Linked DNA regions of Homo sapiens: region 1 is linked to region 2. A link is an interaction called in ENCODE POLR2A ChIA-PET data of the cell type or tissue named here. Cell type or tissue: A673. All regions are shown on one strand. Each heading gives the region's core, and the rest is flanking DNA. Links, peaks and the distances in the headings are about the cores only.

The links. Peaks named below come from ENCODE experiments on the same cell type or tissue, not always from the same donor. Only the 100,000 strongest peaks of a DNase experiment are listed, where the experiment ranks them.
Region 1: POLR2A ChIA-PET joins it to region 2 with 5 read pairs; 1 of 35 experiments calls an interaction of 5 or more read pairs at or near these places.

Annotation. Positions count from the first base shown.
Region 1 is chr13:98,081,537-98,086,919 of GRCh38, forward strand. The region is part of intron 1 of LOC105370328 (a long non-coding RNA gene); the gene reads right to left. Among named protein-coding and RNA genes, the nearest start is that of FARP1, 59 kb to the right of the region's middle. In A673, for the core only: a CTCF peak has its summit at 2,174; a DNase peak (open chromatin) is centred at 2,135.
Region 2 is chr13:98,584,514-98,589,896 of GRCh38, forward strand. No RefSeq gene overlaps it. Among named protein-coding and RNA genes, the nearest start is that of STK24-AS1, 10 kb to the left of the region's middle. In A673, for the core only: no CTCF peak of the experiment used is centred there; DNase peaks (open chromatin) are centred at 778 and 2,108; H3K27ac peaks cover 2,152 bases.

The sequences.
Region 1 (5,383 bases), core at 84-5,083, 500 kb before region 2:
TTGCGCTGCTTAAAGGGCAGGTGCTGCTGTAAACGTGGATGTATTGAGTGAGGCTATGTGAAATGAGCTTCTACGTGTAAACACAGGGACTCAGGTATAATAATACAAATATCTAATATTTATCAGTACTTGTAATATGCCAGGCTCAGTTCCAAGCACTTTATATGTATTAACTCATCTAATTCATGTTCCCACAACCCTATGAGGTAGAATTTTTCATTTTTCTTGTATTTCTCTTATTTTGCTAAGAGCTATGAGGTGTTTTGTTTTTTTGTTTTTTGTTTTGAGACAGAGTCTCGCTCTGTTGCCCAGGCTGGAGTGCAGTGGCGCGATCTCGGCTCACTGCAAGCTCCGCCTCCCGGGTTCAAGCAATACTCCTGCCTCAGCCTCCCGAGTAGCTGAGATTACAGGTGCCCGCCACCACCCCCGGCTAATTTTTGTATTCTTAGTAGACATGGGGTTTCAACATGTTGACCAGGCTGGTCTTGAACTCTTGACCTCGTGATCCACCCACCTTGGCCTCCCAAAGTGCTGGGATTCCAGGCGTGAGCCACCATGCCTGGCCAGCTATGAGGTATTTAATAGATATTAATATCCCTTTTTTACAACTGAGGAAATGGAACTTGGTCAATGTTGCACTGATAGTGACTGAGCCAGGATTCAAACCCAGCCCTGATGCAGAGCGCTGCATCGAACCACTGAGCACACACACACACACACAAACACACACACACACACGCACACACAAACACACGCACACACACAAACACACACAAACACACACAAACACACATGCATGCACACACACACAAACACACGCACACTCACATGCATAGAACATTTCTGGAAGGATGTAAGTATCAGTGGCTACCTTGAGGGAGGGTGGTCTTAGCGGGTGGGTGACTTAAGTAAGAACAAAATATTTATAATTGAACACCTTTTGGTATTATGTATCCTTTTTAAAAAAATAATAGGCTTTTCGTAGATTTTAAAAAGTCACATGGTGTGAAGAATAAGACAGGAGCAGTCACATATCACATCCATGAGTCTAATGCACAGAATATTTCTCTTTTCTTGGCCCTCACTTTTTACCTAAAACTCCTAGACAGTTTGCCATTAACCTTAAATCCTAATATAGATTGAACATTTGTGTCCCTCCCAGATTCACGTACCGGATTCCTCCCAGGGTGGCAGTATTAGGAGATGGGGACTTTGGGGACTGATTGGGTCATGACGGCAAAGCCTCATGAATGGGACTCGTGCCCTTATAGAAGAGGGCCCAGAGAGCTCCCTTGTCCCTTCTACCATATGAGGACACAGCTAGAAGGTGTCTGTGAACGCCTTGATCTTGGATTTCCCAGCCCCCAGAACTGTGAGAAATAAATTTCTGCTGTTTATAAGTCACCCATTCTATGACATTCTGTTTAGCAGCCTGAACAACTAAGACAAATCACTAAAAAATAAAAATTTCATGAAAATGAATTATTATATTTAGCTGTAGTTAATGTCATCTTTTTAAAATTATAGCATGAGAGTAGCTTTAATAACATTTGTATGATAAAATAATTCCCCTCTAATAATAATTACACTTATTTCTACAAACCAGTTATTAAGCCCAGATTTACCAGTGTCAAGAAAGATTTTCAGTATTTCCTTGTGCCTGGCATAGCACAAAAGCATTGCACATAGTAAGTATATACATTACTTTTTTTCTTTTTTTTTTTGAGATGGAGTTTTGCCCTGTTGCCCAGGCTGGAGTGCAATGGCGCAATCTCGGCTCACTGCAACCTCCGCCTCCCAGGTTCAAGTGATTCTTCTGCCTCAGCCTCTGGAGTAGCTGGGATTACAGGCACGTGCCACCACGCCCAATTAATCTTGCATTTTTAGTAGAGATGGGGTTTCACCATGTTGGCCAGGTTGGTCTCAAACTCCTGACCTCAGGTGATCCACCCACCTCGGCCTCCCAAAGTGCTGGGATTACAGGCGTAAGCCACCGGGCCCAGCCTACACATTACTTTTATGTCTGTAATGTGATCCAGTGGAAAATCTGAAACGTGACCAACGGTCCTTCTAATTCATAGAACTATGGTTGTAACAAATCACAGATGAGTCAATCCTGCCTCAAGTGTTTGGTATGAAAAATTCATGAAGTGGCTTATGGACTCCCTAGAGAATGTTAAAAGTTGCTCATGAAGCCAGCTGCCCGAATGATGTGATAACTTAACAGTAGGAAATTGTTTCAAACTGACCACTGAGCCAAGAAGTTTCTCAGGAATTCGTGGAATCAGATTGTTGAAAGAGCTCTCCAGCCACCTGCCAGTCTACTCATTCTCAGGTCTAACTGGCCCTCAGAATAGTCTGGGGGTCTTTATGTTGTTGTTGTTTTTAATACAGATTGCTGGGTTCTCCCCAGAAAGTTTAGTAGCTCTGGGGTGGGACCCAAGCATTTGCAATCCATTGCAGTTGATTTCTGCAAATTTGGGAAGCGCTGGTCTGGTTGATCTATTTACCAATACAGTTGTAACTCATCTCATTGTGCGGCTGTGATTGACCTGGGTAGACAGTGAATAATGAAATGCCCTATAACACTTTTAAGGACATATCCTGCTGCATTGAAATAGACTATATGAATTACAAAATAGGAAATAATGATTCATGGGTTCATCACTTTCTAGTTAATAAAAGGTATTTGCAAGGCTGGGCATGGTGGCTTATGCCTGTAATCCCAGCACTGGGAGGTAGAGGCGGGTGGATGACTTGAGGTCAGGAGTTTGAGACCAGCCTGGCCAACATGGTGACACTCCGTCTTTACTAAAATAATACAAAAATTAGCCAGGCGTGGTGGTGCAAGCCTGTAATGCCAGCACTTCGGGAGGCTGAGGCAGGAGAATCTACCTTAACCTGGGAGGTAGAGGTTTCAGTGAGCCGAGATCATGCCACTGCACTCCAGGCAGGACAACAGAGCGAGACTCTGTCTCAAAAAAAAAAAAAAAGGTATTTGCAGATGTCATAATAGAGGATATACAGTGTAGTGCTCAAGGTTCTGGAGTCAGGCCGTTTAGCTTCAAATCCCAGCTCCACTTTTTCCTATCCATGGGACCTTGGACTCATTTTCCTGGTTTCATCATCTGGGCCTCATTTTCTTCATCTACAAAAATGGTGGGAGCAGAGGACTCTCATGGAGTTTGCTGTGAAGCTTGAATGAGTTAATACTTTTAAGCCCTCAAATCACAGTCTGACATTTAGTAATTACTTGGCAGATATTCACTGTTATTTTATGTGATCCTCACAAGGTGTATTTCCACAGTTTTATGACTACGGAAATTGAAGTTTGGAGAGTTTAAATTGCTTGCCCCAGGTCAGATGAAAAAATAGTGGAAACTTAAAACCAGATTTCCTGACTTCAGATTCTATGCTACCTGGCTTTTAAGTATTTATTATTTAACATTTTAGATTTGTCTCTCATTCTTGCCAAGAGGATTTGTGATAAGAATTTACTATTGATTGTCTGGACGATTCTAGAACTATACGAAAAAGCAGAAAGATATACGTCAACAAGAGAGATAACTCTCATCAAAAACAGCTATTGACCAAGTAGGAGAGGCTTTAAACATAACAAGTAAATGACATGTGTAAGGATATGCATGGGTGTGAGGTTGACTTAGGTAAGTGAGGTTATGACAAAAATAACAGATCGAGTGTGCTTTTGCCTGATCTGCTACCAATGAGGGTGACATCCAAATTCAGACAAGGGAGGAAGTTACTACATTTTACATGGACAGTTTCCGAGTACCCATTTAGCCTCTGTTGGAGACCCTGGGTAGACTATTACCATATCATTGTAAAGATACAGCCCCCTCAAATAAATACAATGGATTTCAGCTCAACACAGGGATGAAATTGAAGAGACCTCCCCCTCAGTGTTTGTTTGTTTTTGTTTTGTTTTGTTTTGAGATGGGGTCTTGCTTTGTCCCCCAGGCTGGAGTGCAGTGGCGCCATCTTGGCTCACTCACTGCCGCCTCCATCTGCCAGGTTCAAGCGATTCTCCTGCCTCAGCCTCCTGAGTAGTTGGGATTACAGGCATGTACCACCATGCCTGGCTAATTTTTGTATTTTTAGTAGACATGGGGTTTTGCCATGTTGGCCAGGCTGGTCTCGAACTCCTGACCTCAGGTGATCCTCTCCCTTCGGCCTCCAAAAATGCTGGGAATACATGTATGAGCCACTGCACCTGGCCCCCCTCAGTATTATTGGCCATATGAAAACAGAAAATTACAAGCCCCATAGTTTTTAATTCAACCTTGCCAAGAGGTTATAACTGAAGCCAGTAACTACAGACGCTGGTTGCCATTTGTTTTTTTAAAAATTCAGGCTGGGCACGGTGGCTCACGCCTGTAATCCCAGCACTTTGGGAGGCTGAGGTGGGTGGATCATGAGATAAGGAGTTCGAGACCAGCCTGGCCAATATGGTGAAACCCCATCTCTACTAAAAAAAAGACAAAAAAAAAAATTCAAAGAATTGGGGCAGCTGACGTGGTTCTTTGAGATGACAAGCTTTCAGCCAGCCATTAGGCTCTCTAAATAGACAAGGAAAAGGTTACCAAATATTTACAAAACTGTTATCGTAAAAGTGAAATTAAATCTATATTCTGCATCTCGTTATCTTAAAGTTGAGTTTTAAAATTCTTTGTTAAAAATAGTGAAGAGCTTTCTCATAAATTAAGAGGTTATTTTTAGTAATTCTAAGGAGTACTTGTAATTTAGATTCTAAATATGTGTTATGTGAAACTTGGTTCATTAGAATTTTTCATGGAGAAAACTTTATTCTCTTCAAATTTATAGTTTATTTCCAGTTTATAACTATGATTGAAGTAGGGCTTGATTTTACTACTGCATTTGTAATAATTTACTAGGTGTTCACTAATCTAGCTTTATTTAACTAAAGATCTGTGTAAACTCTCTTAAACTTAGGAACAAGGCTAAAGACATTTATCACTTGTAAAATTCTGTTTTTGTTTTTTTTTTTTTTACAAATGAAAATAAAAGGTCTCTAATTGAGTAAAACTCTTGACATATGTATTAGTAGGTAGTCAGAAATGACTTGGAAGTTTTGACCAAAATATAGCGTGCCTGCATTTGGGTGTTGAAATCAGCTGCACAAAAATCAGTATGAGAGGAGAGAGAATGAGTTCCGTGGGGTGTGGCTGATTACAAGCTAATAAGCCAGCAGGGTGGTAAGTCTGCTAGAAGCTTCAAGGCAGTCTTGTGCTCTATCCACAGAGGTGCAGAGAACAGAGGAAGGTGATCACACCTGCTCTACTTTGCATCACACTTGAGTAGTATGCTAGGACCCAAGCACTATATATATATATATATATATATA
Region 2 (5,383 bases), core at 111-5,110:
GCACCTCTGAATTTTCTGCAGTACCCAAGAGCACCTTGGGACAGAGTTTGAGAGCCATGGGCTTAGGGAATTAAACAGTCATCAAGTTTGGGACTGTCCTGGTGATATAACTCCCTTGAAAACTGAGAAGAAACCGCAGCCAGAAGCTTATTGAGTCCAGGCTTTTGAATCTAAACCTCATCACTGGAAGCTCAGCCCTCTGCCCCTTAGGGCCCAAGGTCTTATTCTTTCAGGGTAGTTCTCTGCCTCTGAGTGAGTTGATTGAGGTGATAGGCAGGGTTAATCTGCCCCTGTTTCCCTGGATATACCCCAGGCCTGGCAATGGGGGAAATTATTACTCAGCCAGTAATTAGTACTCAGCAGGAGGAGGGAGGAGCCTGGTGCTAGATCCAAGGATCTTGGAGGATCAGGGTCACTTGATTCTCTGACTTCTCCAGAGTCCCAGGCAGGACCAGCTACATTTGCAAAATAAAAATGTGTGCCCTTGTTCAAAGCATATTAATAGTTTAAAGACTATGAGAATAGAGCAGTAAACCAAGCATAGGGCCCTTCTAAGTGTGGGGTGATGTGTGACCATGCAGGTCACACACCCAGCCTGTAAGCCTGCTCTCAGGCTTACTTCCCAGGTGTTTACCCGCCTCTCTGACTAACTCTCACTTACTCCAACTTGGGAGCGTTCATACAGCTTTTGCATTCTGCAGGAAACATGCCTCTTCCAATTTGGGATTGTTGGTGCAGGCTGGAAAGTCCTCCTTCTGCAAGATTCCGTGGCTTTTATCCAAGACTGCATGGCCTCCTGATGTGCCAATTCGGCTGAAGCCTGTCTATTTCTTCTTGCAACTTACTGAAAGCCACAAAAGTAATCAGCACACTCAGCCTGGTTTTTTTAGACTAAGAACTTCCTAAACACTGGGCTGTGTGGCACACCATTACGGTGGCCGTCCGTGCCCCGAGTCCCAGACAGCTGGGCAGTGCCTGGTATTGAAAGCCTCCAGGCCAATTGCCTCTGGCAGGGAGCACCCTCATCTATTTAGATCAGTGGTGCCTGACACAGACTGTGTTTCTTGATGTCGATGAGGAAGCACCATTGTAAAACTTCATTCTCTGCACTTCCCAGATCCAAAGTCTATAAGTGATTTGAGTCCAAAGGCACAAGAGATACCTGACTCTGATTGGCCTGGGGTGGTGGGAGGGGATAAAATCATCCCTCCTGCATCTAGGGACAGAGGATGATTTATTCAGGAAGGAGGGGATGGTATACCCTAAAAAAAGTGACACTGAACAGATAACAGTCCCGTATCCACTGGAATGGGGGAGTTGGAGGTTTGGTCTATGAAGCCAGCTTCAAATCGAGGTTCACTGGCACCAAGGCTCATCAACTTCCCAAACTCTGAGATTTCTGCTGTCTTCCACTCAGCCTCATGCATACCATTTACCTAATCAATTTTCTTCTGGCACCTTTCACTCCTGGTCCCGGTTTCTATGTATTTATTTAATAGAGATAGGGTCTTGCTCTATCACCCAGGCTAGACTGCAATGAAACAATCATAGCACACTGTGACCTCGAACTCCTGGGCTTAAGCCATTCTCCTGCCTCGGCCTCCTGGGTGGCTGAGATTACAGGTGTTTGCCACCACACCTGGCCATGGTCCCAGTTTTTATGCTTGTCCAGACTCTTTCAGTTTCACAGAAACCCTGTGAAAACTAACTTAGGCAGAAAGAGTAATTAATGGGCTCATGTAACAGGGAATTCTAGTATTTATGAATCAGTCACAGTCAAGTTTTAAGAAGAAAATTGCAGAACATGAAGCTGGCTTCTGAATAGTCCATCTAGGGATTCAAAGAAGGGAATCAGGACTCTGTGGGTTCCTATTTTGGCTCCCTGACCTCTGCTGGCATAACTATTAGGTGGGCTCCTTCCATATGGGAGCAAGACAGTTGCTGTCAGCCTTAGGCCTTCATCATGCTAACAGGTTGAGAGCCTAGATTAAAGGGAGCTGTCTTTCATGACAGATCTGCCAAGAGTCGCAGGGAGGACTCTGAGTGGCCTGGGGTGGTGGGAGGGGACAAGATAATCTCATCTGAATCCAGAAACTGAGAATGATTTATTCAGGAAGGAGGGGGTGGTACGCCCTAAAGCCCTAAATAAAGTGATACTGAGCAGATAAGAGCTCTGTATCCACTGGAGTGGGGGAGCTGGGGGTTTGGTTTGTGCAGCTGCTTAATCTGGCAGTGAGGAAATCTTTATGAAGTTCAAGATCTTCTTATAGAGTTAGAAGGATAGCCAGCCTTTAGATCAGGGGCTGGCAAACTTTTTCCATAAAGGCCAGAAAGTAAATATTTTAGGCTTCATGAACCTTGTGGTCTCTGCCCCAGTTACCCAACTCCACAGTGATATCACTAAGCAGCCATAGACAATACCTATAGAGTGAACATGACTGTATTGTGATGAAACTTTATTTACACAAACAGGTGGCAGGACAGATTTGTACCTGGGAGCCATAGTTTGTTGACCTCTGACCTGAGTGAGTGATTTTGGTAAACTGGGTGAGTGGTAAGAACCATAGAATAGGGTTCAAACAGGACAAGTTTAAGAGAGTAACATAAAGGAATAAAAAGAAACTACAGCCATCTTATGTGAATATGTAGCGTCGACAGAAAGAGATAAAGGAGCCATCCTGGACTGTGAGCTGTAATACATAATTGTAGTTCAAGATAAAGGCAAGGTCCAAAATACATCTATAACTGGTAAGAGCTCAAGGAGGTGAACCTGTCTACAGAGGATTCAGGCCTTCCAGGAACATCACCATGGACCTTCATGAAAAGGGGGTCATGGAAGACCATCTGTGAGGAATCATGAGCTCTGGAAAGTCAGGGTGCAAGTTTATTTTTTTTCTTTGTGACCCCAACAGTGTTCCCACCATAAGAATATAAAAGAATCGTGTAGAAAATACTTGTTCATAAGTCAGACGCAGGCAAGCTTTAATAGAGAATACTGAGTTTTAATAATAGAATTATTTAGAAAATACTTAGGCCGAGCATGGTGGCGGCTCACACCTGTAATCCCAGCACTTTGGGAGGCTGAGGTGGGAGGATCACTTGAGGTCAGGAGTTCGAGACCAGCCTGGGCAACATGGTGAAAACTGTCTCTACTGAAAATACAAGAATTAGCCAGGCATGGTGGTGCATGCCTGTAATCCCAGCTACTCAGGAAGCTGAGGCAGGAGAATCACTTGAACCCAGGAGGCGGTGGTTGCAGTGAGCTGAGATCACACCACTGCACTCCAGCCTGGATGAGAGTGAGACACTGTCTCAAAAAAACAAAAACAAAAAAATATAAAAATTAGCCAAGTGTGGTGACATGCACCTGTAGTCCCAGCTACTTGGGAGGCTGAGGTGGAAAGATCACATGAGCCTGTGGAGGTCAAGGCTGCAGTGAGCCATGATCACGCTACTGCACTCCAGCCTGAGTGACAGAGTGAAACCCCCCAACCAAAAAAAAAAAAAAAAAGCCAGGTATAGTGTGTAGCGGTAGGTTCCTGTAGTCCCAACTACCTGGAAGGCTGAGACAGGAGGATCCCTTGAGCCCAGGAGTTCCAGGATACAGTTAGCCATGATCACGCCACTGTACTCCAGCCTGGGTGACACAGTGAGACCCTGTCTCTAAAAAAAAAAAAAAAAGCTTAAAAATATAGGGAAATCAGCTGGGCGTGGCAGCTCAAGCCTGTAATCCTAGCACTTTGGGAGGCCAAGGCAGGCAGATCAGTTGAGGCCAGGAGTTCGAGACCAGCCTGGCCAACATGGCAAAACCTGTCACTACTAAAAATACAAAAAAATTAGCCAGGTGTGGTGGCACAGGCCTGTAGTCCCAGCTACACTGGAGGCCGAGGCAGGAGAATCGCTTTAACCTGGGAGGCAGAAGTTGCAGTGAGCTGAGATTGCCCCCCTGCACTCCAGCCTGCGTGACAGAGCGAGATTCCATCTCAAAAAAAAAAAAAAAAATAAAGAAAGAGAAATTGGCACTTATGTACCACTGGTAGAAATATAAATTAGTATGATTTTCCTAGAGGGACCTTTAGTGAAACAAGAAAACCTTTCAAATATTCATACTTTTTAAATAAATTTTTACTTTGAGATATGATACATAGGATATAATTACAACTACTTACAAATGTATATATGAAGATGAGATCATATTGCTGTTTATAAGAGAGAAAAAATTGAAAAATGCTTGAAATACACAATTATAACCATTTGGCTAAAAATTATGCTACAATCATAGAATGGTAGAAATTCTATCTAGCATTAAATTATTGCACAAATTAATATTGACATACTTATGAAAGATGTGGATGGTTCATATATGGATAAGTGAGAAAAGCAAGTTATTAGAAAGTATTTATATTATGATAACATTTTTCACTCATGTATATGTAGAATTCTGCTTCTGGATATGGCTGACTAGTTTATTTCAGAGCAATCCTGCCATTAAGAATGACTAGAAAAGCTAGACAGAATAGTTAACAAGGGAAAATCCAAAACCCATGTGCTTGGAATTATCAGAGAACTAGCAAGGCAATTTGTAGAGCCAAGATCCAGAAGAGATGGAAGCTAAGAGAGGCAAGCCTGGCACCGGGCACTGCATCTCTCCTTGAGGCAGTTGCTAATTTGGAAGACAACTGAGTGGCAAAAGGGAAAACAGAGGTTTAGCACTTTGACAGGGCCAGGTGGGCACAGTTTGGGTTTCAGTGCCCTTTATGGAAGAGAAGTTCTGGCAAACAATCCAGGCTTTTGATTGGGACCACAAAGCACTCCATTCTTAGAGTAAGGGTGAATGGAAAATAGACTAACTCTCACAAGGAATGAAGTCCAGCTTCAAATCAGCTCAAAAAATTAGATTAAGATCTTATGCCCCTAGCCCACTTATTTTTATTTATTTATTTATTTTTTAAATTGAGACGGAGTCTCACTCTGTCTCCCAGGCTGGAGTGCAGTGGTGCAATCTTGGCTCACTGCACCCTCTGCCACCCGGGTTCAAGAGATTCTCCTGCCTTAGCCTCCCAAGTAGCTGGGACTATAGGTGAGCACCACCATACCCAGCTAATTTTTTTGTATTTTTAGTAGAGATGGGGTTTCGCCATGTTGGCCAGGCTGGTCTCGAACTCCTGATCACAGGTGATCCGCCCGCCTCGGCCCGGCAAAGTGCTAGGATTACAGGCGTGAGCCGCCGTGCCCGGCCTCCCCTAGCCCACTTTATGCCGGAAGTAAACATGAATCCTCTCTGGAGGAAGATACTATCATCTAAAGCCTCAAACCATCTCTGCATTTTTTCATACACTATGTGTGGTACTCAATAAAAAATACTCCAGGCAAAGTAGAAAAG